Regions from separate parts of the Homo sapiens genome. Here region 2 is linked to region 1. A link is a loop called in an ENCODE intact Hi-C map of the cell type or tissue named here. Cell type or tissue: breast epithelium. All regions are shown on one strand.

The links. Peaks named below come from ENCODE experiments on the same cell type or tissue, not always from the same donor. Only the 100,000 strongest peaks of a DNase experiment are listed, where the experiment ranks them.
Region 2: a loop joins it to region 1, with 24 times the contacts of the local background. A loop is called at or near these places in 1 of 110 quality-filtered maps.

What each region holds. Positions count from the first base shown.
Region 1 is chr16:65,865,971-65,873,970 of GRCh38, reverse strand. No RefSeq gene overlaps it. Among named protein-coding and RNA genes, the nearest start is that of LINC00922, 290 kb to the right of the region's middle. In breast epithelium, no CTCF peak of the experiment used is centred here; no DNase peak of the experiment used is centred here.
Region 2 is chr16:65,810,509-65,818,508 of GRCh38, reverse strand. It overlaps LOC107984823 (a long non-coding RNA gene), which reads left to right and starts at 5,188. Exons shown (of 3, transcript XR_001752334.2): 1 at 5,188-5,803; 2 at 7,220-7,375. RefSeq lists an enhancer at 881-1,490. In breast epithelium, no CTCF peak of the experiment used is centred here; a DNase peak (open chromatin) is centred at 4,468.

The DNA of each region.
Region 1 (8,000 bases):
GGGTGAAGTGATAACTGGCAAATTTCTACCCAGGTGGTGAGATAACCTCAGGGCCCTTTCCCTGTCTTGTCATAGACTTTGGTCATGGTTAGGAAGCCTGTCCCAGGTGCCTCGACTGAGGTGTAAGCATGGTGCCCTAGGGTGGATTCCCTGAGGGAGTCAATATGGAGTGTCAACTTGATTGAGTTGAAGAATGCAAAATATTATTCCTGGGTGAGTCTGTGAGGGTGTTGCCAAAAGAGATTAATATTTGGGTCAATGGACTGGGAGAGGCAGACCCACCCTCAATTTGGGTGGGCACCATCTAATCAGCTGCCAGCACAGCTAGAATAAAGCAGGTGGAAGAAGTTGGAAACAGCAGACTTGCTGAGTCTTCTGGCTTTCATCTTTCTCCCATGGTGAATGCATCCTGCCCTCAAACATCAGACTCCAAGTTCTTCAGCTTTTAGACTCACACCAGTGGTTTGCCAGGGTCTCTTGGGCCTTTGGCCACAGATTGAAGGCTCCACTGTTGGCTTCCCTACTTTTGAGGTTTGGGGACTCGGTTTCCCTACTTTTGAGGTTTGGGGATCCACCACTGGCTTCCTTGCCTCTCAGCTTATAGACAGCCTATCGTGGGACTTTGCCTTGTGATTGTGTCAGTCAATTCTGTTTACTAATCTCCCGTTGATACATACATATATCCTATTCTGTCCCTCTAGAAAGCCCTGACTAATACAGTCAGTGAGTCTAAGGCTCAGAGGGTGGAAGCCCCTCTTTGACATAATTTCATGGGTCTCACTCCTTTGGAGACCACATGCGGCTTCTCTGTGAGCTGTTGATTCAGAGTTGACTTCTGATGGTCCTGGGGCTCCCACTGCACCCAGTCTTACTATCAGTTGTGATTCTGGCTTTCGAATTTCTAACAGGGCTCAGGGAATTGTCACTTAGCAAACCCCTGGGCTGAGACAATTTCACAGCACTGGGGAAGGGGGATCAGGTGTATCTGGAAAGCACATGGACTCTTCATACCCTTCCAAGGAGAATGTCTCTGGGCTTGGAGGCCACACTGGCTGCAGTGGACAGGGACCTCCACTGGTAATCAAGAGACCCGTTTCTAATTCCACGGCTGCTGCTGATTTTCAAAGTGACCAGTGGAGAAACTCTTCCTCTCCTCATGTGTCACTTTCCTTAATTGAAAAATAAGGGCCCTAGATCAAGAGATCTCTAAGTTCCCTTGAAAGGCTTACACTGTGTGATTCTTATCAGTAAGCAGCCCAGAGGAACATTCTTCCTTGTCTGCACACCTTGTCATAATGATGAAGTGAGATGCAGCACACAGAGTGAGTACCAGACACAACGAACTCAAAACAAGGCACTCTGTAACTGCCATGCCCCATAAATATTTGTGCATAGAAAAATAGGAAAATAGGAAGTATTAGGATGGCGCAGTGGCTCACACCTGTAATCCCAACACTTTGGGAGGCCGAGGTAGGTGGATCACCTGAGGTCAGGAGTTCACAACCAGCCTGGCCAACATGGTGAAACCCTGTCTCTACTAAAGATACAAAAAAATTAGCCAAGTGTGGTGGCAGGCACCTGTAATCCCAGCTACTTGGGAGGCTGAGGCAGGAGAATTGCTTGAACCTGGGAGGCGGAGGTTGCAGTGAGCCGAGATCACGCCATTGCCCTCCAGCCTGGGTGACAAAATAAATGAATGAATGAATAAATAAATAAATACATAAATAATATATTTGAGTATACTCTTGTTTTCGGTGCCTAGCCTGTATTGGGTGCTTTGCTTCAATTGTAGAATGAATTCTACCCTGCCTTAGTTTCCCAAACCAGACTCTGAGACAAGCATTGGGGTGCAAGTAGTTTACTGGGGGAATGGTAGCAGGAGGCACAGGGAGGGAGTGGGGAAGTGAGACAGAAAAGGGAGGAAAACCAAAAAAAGGTTCATTAATGAGTAGGTGATTTCTGTGGGTACCTGGGCCACAATCCCCACAGGGCTGTCTGAGAAACTGAGGAACACATTTCAAAAATGTACCATTGCACATTTAGAGTGTGGGGCTGCATATTTATTCACCACCTTCCATGCCTGCATTGGTGGAGTCTCTTCTGGGCATTAATTCTCTGGCACTTTGGAGTGCCCCTGGTGTGGGCCCATCGTGCCGCTGCAGCCAGAGAACACCATTAGGCAGAGAGTCGCAGAAGGCTTTGGAACAGAAGGAAATGCCTGCCAGTGACCTCCAGGGTGGGCTGGAATCAGTGATGTGCTGGAGTCAGCTCACACGGGCTCCCAAGGGCTGATTGTCAGCTTTTCAACACTTTTTGCTAGCTGGTTGTTAAACATAGTCATTATTAAAAATTACATTTTACAAGCTTGTAATTAAATAAATTATATGGAGGACAAAGGTAACAAATGCTCAAATCTCATCGAATTATTTTACTACTCTTTGTCATTCTGCATGGTCTTGAGGTTATTTCCATCTATCATATTTATATGGTGAAAATACAGTATGTTGCCTGTGTACATCAGCCATCTGGGGGAATATTTACACCATGGAAATGGGTATGTGCCATCAGGGATTTGTCTCCCCTTCAAAAACATGATGATTAAACATTTTCCAGCACCTCGGGATACGATGCGACTGATAGGATGCTGACAATGTCTGTTGCCTACTCCAGAACTGATGCCCCAGTGATTCTGCTGCCTCTGCCAGAGTCAGAAAACTGTGGATGTGGGAAGCTGCCCGTGGAGTCAGGAAGTCATCCCTACTGATGGAGCCTCTGCAGCCACCTTGGTCCTGGTCCACACCAGCAATGTTGATGCTGCCCTGCAGCCTGCCTATCCCCTGGCTTAATTCCGGCTCCATGCATGTGACGAGCAGAAAAAAGAAAGTCGCATCTGGACCTCCGGCGGCAAGGGAGTCTGAGAAAGATAGATCTGTGCATGGTCATCTTAACCCTCCTGTATCCTTAAAGCCCAGCACCAGGTCAAGTATGCAGTGGGCACTCAGTAGTTGCATGTTAAGTGAATCGATGATTCTAGAAAAGAAAATTTTGTTTACTGGCTCTTCACCTTTAGCAGGAAGTAAATTCTCAACGGGGCTTTGGCTCGGAAAGAATATGGACCTGAATGCTTTTCTCTTCCCCTCTCCTGTCCCTCCCTCCTCACTTCTCCTTTCTCCTCTTCTCCTCTCCTCTTCTCTCCCTTCCTCTGTCCCTTTTTGTCCCTTTCCTCCTCCCTCCCTCCTTTCCCTCTCCCTCTGTGTCAGCTTCCACCACCAGGAAACCAGCTTCTCCTGAGAACACACAGGGGGACCCTTCAAACTCAGTGTACAACACAGCCTCTTGAATTCTGTGCATTGCCTCTTTTAATTAAACCCCTCCTTTCAGGAAGTCTCTCAAGGCTATAAGCTTATCAGATCCTGATGAGCACGTCATCAAAGCTCCAATCTGGTATTAATGGGAAATGGCCTTTCCCTTCAGGGAGGGCCAAGCTTCTGTCCTTGGGAACCACTGCATTCTCCTTGCTGGGAGGACACGTGGATTTCCCCTCAGTGCTCTCTAGGGTGCTGCAAGCTGGCAAAGTTCACCTGCCCTTTTCAAAATATGAAATACATGCCTAATTTCCAACATCATTGTGTTCCATTTTCCCTGATAACACCTTAACAGGGGCTTTAATAACTGCATTCTGTGGAAAGAGACACTGGCGCTGTGCTGTTGGCTCTAGGTTGTGAGCTGGGGCCCTGGCTGTGAGCCCTTGGAGGAATCCCTTTACCTCTCTATTCCAGGTTATTCATGTTTAAAATGAAGTTCCTTAACTGCTCTCAGTTCTTCCCAGAATTCATGTAATGAGTTCTAAGTGTCAGTTCTGCTAGGTCTAGGGAGAGGGATGAAGCCTCTACATGAGCCAGCCTGTGTTGGTTGGGGCAGAGCCTAGAGATCCCTGGTTCAGTGAGGCTCCTGCACTAGGGAAGGGACCTCTGAGCTCCTCTTCTCGTGCCAAGCCCATCTCCGCTCATCCCATGCTGACTGCAAGAATGGTGTTTGCTCAATGGTCAGGGAAGTGGTGCCCAAGAGCAGGAACCTGGCTTCACTCTGTCTCTCCTCTGGGCATCAAAGAGGCAGTACCTGCTAGGACCGTCTCTTCCTTTCTAAAATCAGGAAGTAACAAAAGGCAGGCTGGGATTGCCCATAGATACAGCTCCGTCTTTCTCTCTCTCTCCTGAAACAGCCTGCAGACATTCCTGAGTTCTTGTGCTGAGATTAGGTTCATTGTCAAACCCAAACCCATTTGTTTTAAAGCCAGTTGTGCAAAAATATATTAAAAAGCAAACATGCGCAAACCAGAAGCCAGGGTCGGGGTTATTGAGTGTAGCTTCGATATTAATAACATGAAATAGAGTTCCCAGTCTCCCAATTTCCCATCTGAATGGAGCTCTTTCAAAGCCCAGGAAGGCAGATGGGATGCACAGGGCAGGATGGGCCCCTTCCAGGGTTTCTCAGTCCAATGCCATCACAGAGGAACTTGAATGTTATTTCTGGCAGTGTGGACTGGCTTCACACAGAGATGAGGTGGCAGACGATGAGGGACTTCCTGGCCATATTAATGTGTAGAATGCCTCTAAGCCACACAGGTACAAAGTGAGGGTGGAAACATTATTTCTAGCCCTTGGAACTGATAGAAAAATACTCCTGACAAAGAATACAGGGAATACTGCTGGTGGGACTCAGTATAAGGTCACTTTGCTGGAAAGTAACAGAGAATAAATAAAATTGATTGAGTGCCTATTATGTGCTTGAAATCACTTTACATGCTGGGGCCACAGCAGTTGTCAAAATTGTTGGAAATCTCTGCCCTCATGGAGCTCAGAGTCTAGGGGATTTTTAAAAATCACAGGCTGGGCAGATACTGAAGCTGGCTTTGGGGCCATTCGGAACTAAAGACTTGAATTCTAACAAGATTTCTGTGATTCAGTTTCTTGCTGTGTCTTGGAGTCATTTCCTCCAAGCACCTTCTGTCTCTACCTCTGTCAAGAAGAGGACAAAATAGCCACCATCCACATTCTTGTCCCCAGACTGATGAAGAAGATGATAAAAGGGAGGCTTTAGTTGGTAAGCAGAAAGGCACCATGTAAGTGACAGGCTTACATCTTGTATGAAATCAAGTGGGCAAGAAAGCTTCTGCTCAGGTGGGTACAGCCCCAAGGAGGCTGATAGGTGAGCACTCTTAGGAACATGGGCTTGCAGACTTCCCAGTGAATGCTTCCTTGGGCTGTCATTTGAACCTAAGAAGAAAGCACAGTTCAAGAAAGATGAACACATGTAGCCAACCTGAACTGAAACCAAGAAGGAAAGGATCAGTCAAATAGCTGTCTCCTCTGGGCTTGGCTGCCTGTCCTTGGAGATAATACTGGCACGTAGCAAGAACTTCCACCTGCAGCATCCACAGCACATCTCCATGGGCCTTAGCAAGATGCTATGCAACACGGCTCTTTTCCAGTATCCTAATTTTCTGTTCATAACATGTTGGGTCTTTGGGAATCACCATTATAATCATCATAATGTGTTGGGTCTTTGGGAATTACTGTCATGATCATCATCATCACCACCACCACCACCACCAACATCAGTTTTCCTGGTCTCATCTTCATGATCCTGTTTCATTTCTTACTACTTCAAACATTCTTTTTTCCTTCCCTATGCCTGGAACATCCTCTGCTCATTTCTAATCCCAGATCTTTGCTTCAGCTGTGGCTCCCTGCACTCCCTGCCTGGGGAATGCCCCATGTACCCCCTTTTTCTTGCTAAAATATTACACACCTTCAAGACCATCTCAAGCCCCCCCTTTCAGGAAGCTCTCCTCTATCTACTCATGCCCTCCGGTACCTGAGTATTTGCACAATATTAGAACTTAAACATTCATCATTTTAGTCTACATTCCAGCAACTCTGTAAGGTTGGAATCATTTCCTCCATTTTATCGATGAGATAACAGGTTCAGAGAGGCCGGGTATTGCCCCAGGAGGAAGGAGCTGGAGCCCCCACAGCTGTGTCTATTCTACTCTGCCTTGGTGTGCTTGCTTTCCCAGGAGCACACCAGATGTTGAGAGCAGTAGTTCTCAAACTTCAGGGTGCATGTACATTACCAGGGACTGTTTGGCAGACGTTCTGGGGTGGGGAACAAACATCTGTGTGTGGTTCACCAACGGTCCCTGGTGACTATGGTTTTATGGCTGGTCCTGTAGCCATTTGAGAACCGTTGCCTTCAGAGGTGCACGTAGTCCCATAACTGAAGATGTGGCTCCCTGAGGCTCCTGGGAAGCCAACCGCCTCCCCAGACCTACAGAATGGGAATGGAAATCTCCGGGTGTGGGGGTGGGGGCTGGAGGGGGTGGGCCTGGGAATCTCTAGCTAAGAGCCTCAGGGGTTTTTTATCATCTGGCAAGTTTGGGAAAGCTGACTGAGAGTCAGGCCCATCCAATTAGCACTTAATTGTATCCTGCTTTATCTTCTTCCCCAATTAGTTCTTCTGCATCAGTTAAGCTCCTTGGAGGCCCAGACAACAGCACTTAATTCAGCATTGCCCTGAGAGCTGGCATGGTGCTGGCTAGGTGACTGGCATTATGGAAAACTGACTGCATCTGCTTTAGGAAGAGAGGCATGTCCAGAGTGGAAATTCTGGAAGCTCCTTGCAAAACTAATACCTGGGCTTCTGCACCTCCCCAGCTTGATGTCTGCTCTTATCCCTCATCTCTGCAAAGCCAGGTGCTTCCTCTTGCTTAAAGACCAGCTCAAGGCTCTCTTATTCCAAGAACTGACTCCATTACCTCCAGCTAGATATAAGCCCATGGGTCTGTGGATCCTTCTGATGTGAATTTACCTGGATTTCTGTTTTTCACGGACAGAGGGCTTCAGGAAAGCTCCTGGCCTGACATGATGCTAGGCACATAGTATTGCTCTTTCCTTCCTACATCCTCTTCTAGGGAGGGCATCTTATCCACCTTGAACATTCCTACCATGGAAAACAGTGGCTTGCACATAGCACAAGGTCAGTTAATATTTTGGATTCCTACATAAGTCTCAGAGATGTTAATAGGAATTACCATCTTGTTGCAATGAATGTGAGCAAGTATGTGTTGTGCACATAAATTATCCCACTCCCGCCAAAGGACTATGTTACTCTTTTTCAATTACCCAAGCAACTACTCCAGTGCCTTATGCATGATTACCTTCTCTAAGTATTTTCTTTCTAAATTAATACAATTATTAACTTCTCAGGGTGTGAACTGTAAAGGGGAAAATGTGTGCTTCTCTGTTTAAAACATTAGTATCTTTATTTTAAATCTACTCCAGACTTGCCCAGACTCCTTCACTACTCAGAGTCTCTGAGCATCGGCTTCCTTAACATTCAAAATGGAAATGATAATAAAAACTTTGCACATCTCTAAAAATCTCTGAAAAAAAAAATTTGTCACATTGAACACATAAAGCAAGCACTGGATAAATTGTAGCTGCATGGTATAGTACAGACAACTTGAGACATAGATGGAAGGCAGAGCCTATATTTTATTCCTGCCAAACAAAAATTAAAACAAAGGCATTATAAGAACCCAGTGTTGGTGACATTTGTGATGGAACAGGCACACTTATTTTGGAGGCCTGTTTAGCAATGCTTACCAGGAGTCATAAATATTTTCATATACTTTTACCACCGCACAGCAGTTCTAAGAATTACTACAGGAGAATGATTTTTAGAGAGGAACAAGTTAAATATAGGCATCAGTGTAATTTACAAAGGTGAAAACAAAAAGTAACCTAAATGCACATGAATGGGAGCAAGGTTACATAAATTACAGTGCAACAATGTAATGGAATATCTCACAGCAATTAAGAAGGCTAAAGACAAATCCCAGGTAGAAACATTTAGTGATTGAAAATAATAAGTGTAATGGTAAAACACAATTTTATGTATACTTTGATTAAAATGATTCAAAATGATATATTTACTTA
Region 2 (8,000 bases), 55 kb after region 1:
CAATCTGACTGAATATTAATCATATCTGTTAAACCTAGAGGGCTATAAATATCATTCATTGAATTTGGTTCTGCATTTAGCTATATGTTTGAAACATTTTCCTACTAAAAGCAAATACAGAAGCAGCAACATTACATGGTCCAGGATATATATTAATATGTGGTAGGAGTGTGTGTGTGTGTGTGTGTGTGTGTGTCTGTGTGTATCTCAGAGGTAGTAGATAGATTGTTCTTTTATAGAGATGAGCAAACATTTCTGTAAAGGGCCAGATAGTGGATATGCTCAGCTTGGTGGGGCATAAGGTGGTCTCTGTTGCATCTACCCAACTCTGCCATTATGGCATGAAAGCAACCCTAGACAATATATTAAAGACTGGGTGTGGCTGTGTTCCAATAAAACTTTATTTACAAACACAGGTGGTGGGCCAGAGTTGGTCCTTAGTTTGCCAATCCCTGGTTTAGAGAGTAAATCAGGTAGTGTATCATTAGAATTATTTTTTCACACTCAGCATTTTGCCTATGGAGATGTGAGACCCAGAAAAGTAAAGTGACTTGCCCCAAGACACACAGCAAAGCCAGGGCCAGAGTCCATATTTCCATGATGTCCCTTGATCCCCTTAACATAGAGTAGAAGCCAAAGTGACGGCTCACTCCTCAGGAAGAGGGAAGGGCACCACAAGAGAGAATGAAGACCGTCTCCTCCTGACAGTATTCAGGGTGTGCCTGTGTTTTGCCCATGGTTTCTTGTTTGGTTGGTTTTTAATGGCAGAAGAACCACCAAGCAGGGAGGCTCTTGGATCTGCCACTCCACTTAGCTCTGTAGCCTTGAAGCAAATCATTTCTCTACCCCGAGCTTCATTTTCTTTAATCTGTAAAATGAGGGCTTTAACTTGATAATCTGAATTCCATTTTGTTCTCAAATTTTATGATTTTTTTTTAGTGTATTTCTTCCAGTTTAGCATTTTCCCTATCAATTCACATTGATTCACTGGTGGGCTAAAACTTAGCCAGGTCTTGGGTGCGGAGAGGCCTGAAGTTGGTGGCCCTGGATGCAGAGAGGCCTGAAGTTGGTAGCCCCACTTGAGTGCTGTACGCCAGATCACAGATTTCTGTGCTTACCAGGACACCCACTACTACCACCTTTATGGAGCATCCCAGGAACTCTGATGGCCTCATTGTTTCTTAGGCCCAGAGTTGATTACCATAATAAAGATACCTACCTGCTTACAAAGCCTTTCTATTTTTGGCTCTGAACTGCTGAGCTGGGTGTTTTACCAACTCACTGGTCTTGCTCATAGATTTATCTGTCCCCTTAGAATCCCTACCTCTCACTGAACTTCTGCACAGTAAGCATTTTTATAGGAAACCATGCCCTGGTTTCAACATATGCAAGGCGAGGCGGGATAAGGCCCTCCTGTGGAGTTATTCTGGGTGAATGTATTATTGCCACCCATTGGTACATTTCTTCCAAGGGGACTTAATATTGTCCTTTCTCTACTCCAGGACCTCCTCCGTTTTAGTTCAATTTTATCCCTAGAAAATGCGGTGTAGGAAACAGAGCACTGGACTCAGTTGAGAGACCTGGATTCAAATCCTGATGGGCAGCCCTTTAACCTTTCTCCCAGCTTCCTAACTGAACACTAGAGAAGGCAGCCTCTGCCTTATCTTCCACAGCCCATTGCAACAGATCTGAGCTCTGGTTTTACATGGGAATAACCAGAGATGTAAAAAAAATTCAGACTCCTGAGCTCCTCCCCAGATCCATTGAATCAGAGCCTCTGGGGTTGGTGCCCAGGCACTGACTGTTACTAAATGCTCCCCACGTAATTTTAGTGAGCCACGAGACTTAAGAGTCACAAGATGTAATAGACTAAATGATATCATCAATATGAATGCACCTTTAAAAAGGGCCATATCAATGTGTTGTCCTATTATTTTTGTTGGTATTTCTATTTAAAAGAAAAATATCAAAATTCTATACAAATAAATCCCAAGTAAAATAAAAAAACAAGAGAACAAAATCAAGCAGCCTATTCTCCAGCACATTTTGGTTCTTTGAGGTTTCCCTTGAGATATACAACCTTCCTACATTGAAATTAGGGTCCAGGCTGGACGCAGTGGCTCATGCCTATAATCCCAGCACTTTGGGAGGCCAAGGTGAGAGGATTGCTTGAGTCCAGGAGTTCAAAACCAGCCTGTGCAACATAGTGAGACCTTGTCTCTACAAATAATAAACAAAATTAGCTGAGCATGGTGGTGCATGCCTATAGCCCCAGCTACTTGTGAGGCTGAGGAGGGAAGATCACTTGAGCCCAGAGAAGTTGAGGCTGCAGTGAGCCAAGATAAGAGCACTGCACTCCAGCCTGAGTGACAGAGCAAGACTCTGTCACAAAAAAAAAAAAAACAAAAAAAAAAAGGAAAAGAAATTAGGGTTTGGTAACACCTACCCAATAGCCCAAGGGACTGGATTCAACGTGCTGCCATTTATTTAATCCTGTGGAAACCCTGAGAAATGATGTTGGTGGCCCCATTTTGTAAGGGAAGCATCTAAAGCTTGGGGAGGCAAATCACTTTGCAGAAATTCCCATAACTAGGAAGTGGAAGTGGTGGGAACAAACATCAGAGTCAAGGGATCTTTGAATTAGATCTTAGCTGTTCCCTGATCCTACCAGACAAAGCTGAAATCACCATCACTTTAAGTCTCAGATGACAAGTGAATAATCCTAATGATGGCAGTAATATCACATTATCATCTTTCATGTTGTCACCTCTCCAAGATACTTTCTCATCTTTTGTATTTTAGAAGATCATCTTATTGAAATCACATACTCAGGTAGTGACTAAAAGGCTGTCCTCCATTTAAAGGTGGGTGGAATTTCAAATGTTTTAATAGGAAATCTCCCAAGTAACGAATGATGTAGACATGTAGCAGGTAGGTTCTTGCTATCCCATTATAACCCTGTCCAATGCTGAGGAGGAGGCTGGATCTGTGGCTGGTCAAGACCCCACCAGTGGAAACAAATTTACCAAGTGATCTAGCAATTCCACTCCTAGGTATCTACCCAAGATAAATAAAAACATTTGTTTATATGACTTTGCATCCTCACAGCTTAGCTCCCACTTACGAGTGAGAACATACAATGTTTGGTTTTCCATTCCTGAGTGACTTCACATAGAATAATAGTCTTCTGTCCATTCAGGTTGCTGCAAATGTCATTAATTCATTCCTTTTTATGGCTGAGTATTATTCCATTGTATGTATATATACCACAATTTCTTTATCCACTTGTTGATTGATGGACATTTGGGCTGATACAATGGACTTTGGGGACTTTGGGGAAAGGGTGGTAGGGGGGTGAGGGGTAAAAGACTACAAATTGTGTTCAGTGCATACTGCTCAGTTGATGCGTGCACCAAAATCTCACAAATCACCACTAAAGAACTTACTCATGTAACCAAATACCACCTGTCTCCAAAAAACTATGGAAATAAAAAATTAAAAAAGAAAAAAACCCAAAAACATATGTTCAAAATACTTGTACGTAAAAGTTCATAGCAGCATTATTTACTATAGCCAAAAAGGGTAAACAACACAAATATACTTCAACAAGTGAATGGGCAAACAAAATATGGTGTATTTGTAAAATGGAATATTATTTGGGCATATAAAGAAATGAAGTACTGATGTATGTTACAACATGGATGAATCTCTAAAAACATTATGCTAACTGAGAAAAACCAGATGCAGAAGACTATCTAATATATCATTCCACTTATACAAAATGTTCAGAAAGGGCAAATCTATAGAGACAGAAAAGAGATTAGTGATTCTCTGCAACTTCCAGAGGATGGGAACAGACATTAATTACAAACGAGCACAATATCTTAAACTGAGAAATGTTCTAAGATGGAATTGTGATTATTTTTATTTTTTTGTGTGTGAATTTTGAGGGTCCCTCTATAGGGGTATGACAGCGAGGTCATTATGATTCAGAATTCGTCTTCTCCTTTTGTCACCAAGATATTTTGGCTGAACATTCAGAGAAGATCTAGCCCATGAGGGACTGCACCAGAAACCAGATTCAAGAGACTGAAATGTAAACCAAATTCCACCTCATAAATTGCTATAAAGAAACCTACCTTCCCAGGAACAAAAATGCTCGTGCCATCCTACAAGGACCTCCACTTTCTGCACTGAGTATTTGGGAGATGGTCATCTGTGGCTCACTTTCTGGGTATGGAGGAAGAGCACAGAGTAAGGGATGTTTCACACCAGCCACACAAGAAGCCTGTGAACAAACCAGCCTTTTACCAGAGACGGCCCTTTATGGACCACTTAGCTGCTTCCCGGATTTAGTGAGTCTTGACAAGGACACTGCAGGTGAATGACTGCCAAGTCTGTTTCCTTCCCTCTTCACCATGCTCCATTCAGACAACCTGCCTTCTGTTTGAGCAGCTATTGCGGGATCTGGCCAGCAGCCTGCAATGCAACGGGGCTCTCTCTCTGCTCCTAGGTGGATCGGCAGGTTGAGAAATAATAGACACACACAAGACAGTGAAAGCTGGGTCCAGGTGGGTCACTGCCTTCTGGTCCCGCGGTGCCAACAATGCACTGGGTATACCAGCATTTATTATTAAGTTTAGTGAGGGCGGGGGTAGGTCAGTGAGGGATTTAGGGTCATTTGATTATGAGGTGAGATGGTCACATGGGGATGAAGTAATTCTTTAACATAACATTTGTATGAAGAAGTACAGTACATTTGTATGTAGAAGTACAGTATACAGAGATAACAATTTACAATATAGTGTGTGCGTCAGTAATTTCTAACAGAGCCTTAGAACAGAAGCACAGTCTTTCCGTAACCTATGATTAGCAAGATATTAATCAGCAGTAACAATTGTAACAAAAGCTGGTTACAAACAATCCATGGAAACAGGACATGAAGCTAGACAACTGGTTAGACCAGAAATTCTCAGAAGGGAGTATGCTTTAACCCTAAAGAGGCCTAGAAGAGCCGCGGCAAGATGAGGGTGTTTATAGCCCTATCTTATCCATATGGACAGGCGCTCCCCATGCATCCGTTTATAGGCTTTCCACAAGGGTCGCATTCCATTCCCAGAGCTATGAACATCTGCTTTTCTGGGATAGGAATCTTGGTGATGTGAAACCTCCCTGACTGCACGTCCATTCATAGGCTTTCTGCAGGGGGAAGCACATCACACGCTGTTGGCTCATTCTGGCAGTCCAACCTGGCATTGTCTTTACACAATCCTGCATGCAACTTTTTATTTACAGTAATCAGGAGCAGTTCATCTTTTATTCCGTAGCAATAGTTTCAGGGGGTCTCCCTACAAGCAGTCTTTCTCCAGCCAGGATACCACGCAATGTTTTAAGTTTCTTTATTCTTATGTACTATGACATTACAGAACTGTCTTGAAATTTTGGTGTGATTTTGCTGACCTACCTTCTGAGAGTAAGATGCGACCAGACAGCTGACACTCCCAATACTGGTTCAAATACCCTGTTCTCTTGCATTCTGAAGATGCTCGTCACTCCTGTGGATTGATGCAGGGTAGAGGCATTATCTTGAACCTCATAAACTTCCTATCCTCTTCAATACAAAGTGAACAAACGGCGTCGTTTCTCAAAATTTGTTCAGTACTGGAATGCACGGCATTCTCCCTTCACATGAAACTCAAATCATTCCAGTTTACTTCTGCTTCTTCCTCCAGGAAATGGATACAAACATGGGATGGACCTTGGTCATCGACGTGCTCCAGATGTCTCAGTTGCAAACGCCTGGGTAAGTGGGAAATTGTAGAGTGGGCCTTCCTGACTTGTAAATGTCACATGAATTCTGTCCCCTCCTTGAACTGCAGGAACTCGGACTGGATGGTAGCTGGGCTGTTTGCCTCTGTCCATACAATTGCTGGGCTTTGGTTGCTCTTTGGAAAAAATGTCTACTGACAGGGTTGTCTCACAGCTCTACCCTTAATCCCCACCTTAGCCCGAACCATAGATCTATCATGAATCCTAGTCTTAGACTTGAATGAACACCAATCTACAATGCTATAAGAATACACAGCACTTAGCATGATGGCTGGCACAGTTTCACTTCTAAGATTATTATTTCACCTTTAGCAACTTCCTTTATTTTATCCCAACCCTCATGGTATTAATCCTGTTTTTAGGTTTAATTTTAAAATCACTTCCATTTATTGATGCCTAGCGTGTCTCATGTAAGAATTGTCTCTCATCTATCTAGCCATCAACTAATGTCCATGATAAATACACACACACACACACACACACACACACATATATATGATGGAAGCATAAATATGATGGAGATATAAGACATAAATCATCAACTTCTCCATTTGCTATTTATGTATCTTGTATCATCTACCTACCTAGATCTAATCTAGAGTTTTTCAGTATCAGTGTCAGGTGTCAGTACTACTGGCATTTTGAACTGAATAATTCTAGGGGTGGGGGATACCGTCCTGTGTATTTTAGGGTATACAGCAGCATCCTGGGCCTCTATCTACTAGATTTTGGGAGCAATATTCCCCCCTTCCAAGTTGTGACAATCACAAATATCTCCAAACAATGCCAAATGTCCCTGTGAGGTGGGGAGGGACTGATCTAATTTATCATCTGTCTATTTTTCCTGGATAAATGTAAAAATGTTCAGAAAGCACAGAGTAGACACTATTATTCCCATCTTGCAGATGAAGAAACTGAGACTGAGAGTTTTGGTGACTGGCACATGGTTACATAAGTATTAAGAGATGGCACAGAATTGCAAAAGTAGATTTGCCTTATTAAAAAAAATCCATGTTCTTTCTATGATACTGGGCTATTTTAAATAATGCTATATTTTATCCTCAATGCCATCATTCTCCTTTATTCTCAATTTAAAATCATCCTCACACTTAATTCTGACTCTCAAAAAACATATGTCTTCCAGCCAAAACATATGTAAATGTATTTAAACCCCAAACCTTCTTTGTAAAACAATTTATTTTAGATTCAGAAGCACACATGCAGGTTACATGGATATATTGCACAATGGTGGAGTTTGAGCTTTAAGTACTCATCACTCAAATAGTGACTATTTTATAAAATTCTATCATCCACTCAAGACTTAACCCTATTTCCAATCCCAATTCTTAGTGACACAATTCTTTCTCAATTTTGTTTCCTATGATCCCAGACAATGAGGATGTTAGCTGAGAAGAGGGAGTCCTGAAATGCCAGTTAACCCAGCAGAAGTTGATAAGCTCACTCACAGCCAGGGACATGGTTTCCCAGGTATACAGTTCTATTGTAAAGGAGGCGATGGGTTTCTTCTCCTCTGCCGACCCACTGAGTAAGTATGCATATAGACGCTGGCCTGCCACAAGCCCGCTGAAGTTGGGTTATCTGGAAACTCTAATAATAGAATGTATCTATTTGCACTTTCCCATGATGGGCTGGAACTTACTTCTGAGAAACCGAGCACTATGGTCTGAGTGTGTCCCCAAAATTTTGTATGTGGAAACTCAACTGCCAGTGTGGTAGCATTGAGAGGGGGGCCTTTAGGAGGCAGTGAAATCATGAGAGCAGAACTCCGAGATAGGATTAGGGCCCTTATAAAGGAGACTGAAGGAGTGGGTTCATCTTCTTCTATTTCCTCTGTCACATGAGGACATGGTGCTTAAGGCCCCATCTTGGAAGCAGAGTCCTGGTCCTCACCAGACATGGAACCTGCCAGCACCTTGATCTTCAACTTAGTCATAGAAATAAATAAGACATTTCTATTATTCCATTTTTTTCTATTATTATTGTGTTAGAAATCAGTCCTTTTAAATTATTATAAATTACCCAGTCTTGGGGTATTTTGTTACAGTGGCACATCCAGATTAAGACACTCAACACATGAAAAAAGGGACATTTAACTGATCCGCTGGCTTCTCAGAGTCTGACATTTTGGTTCAGCTTTTACACAGTAATTT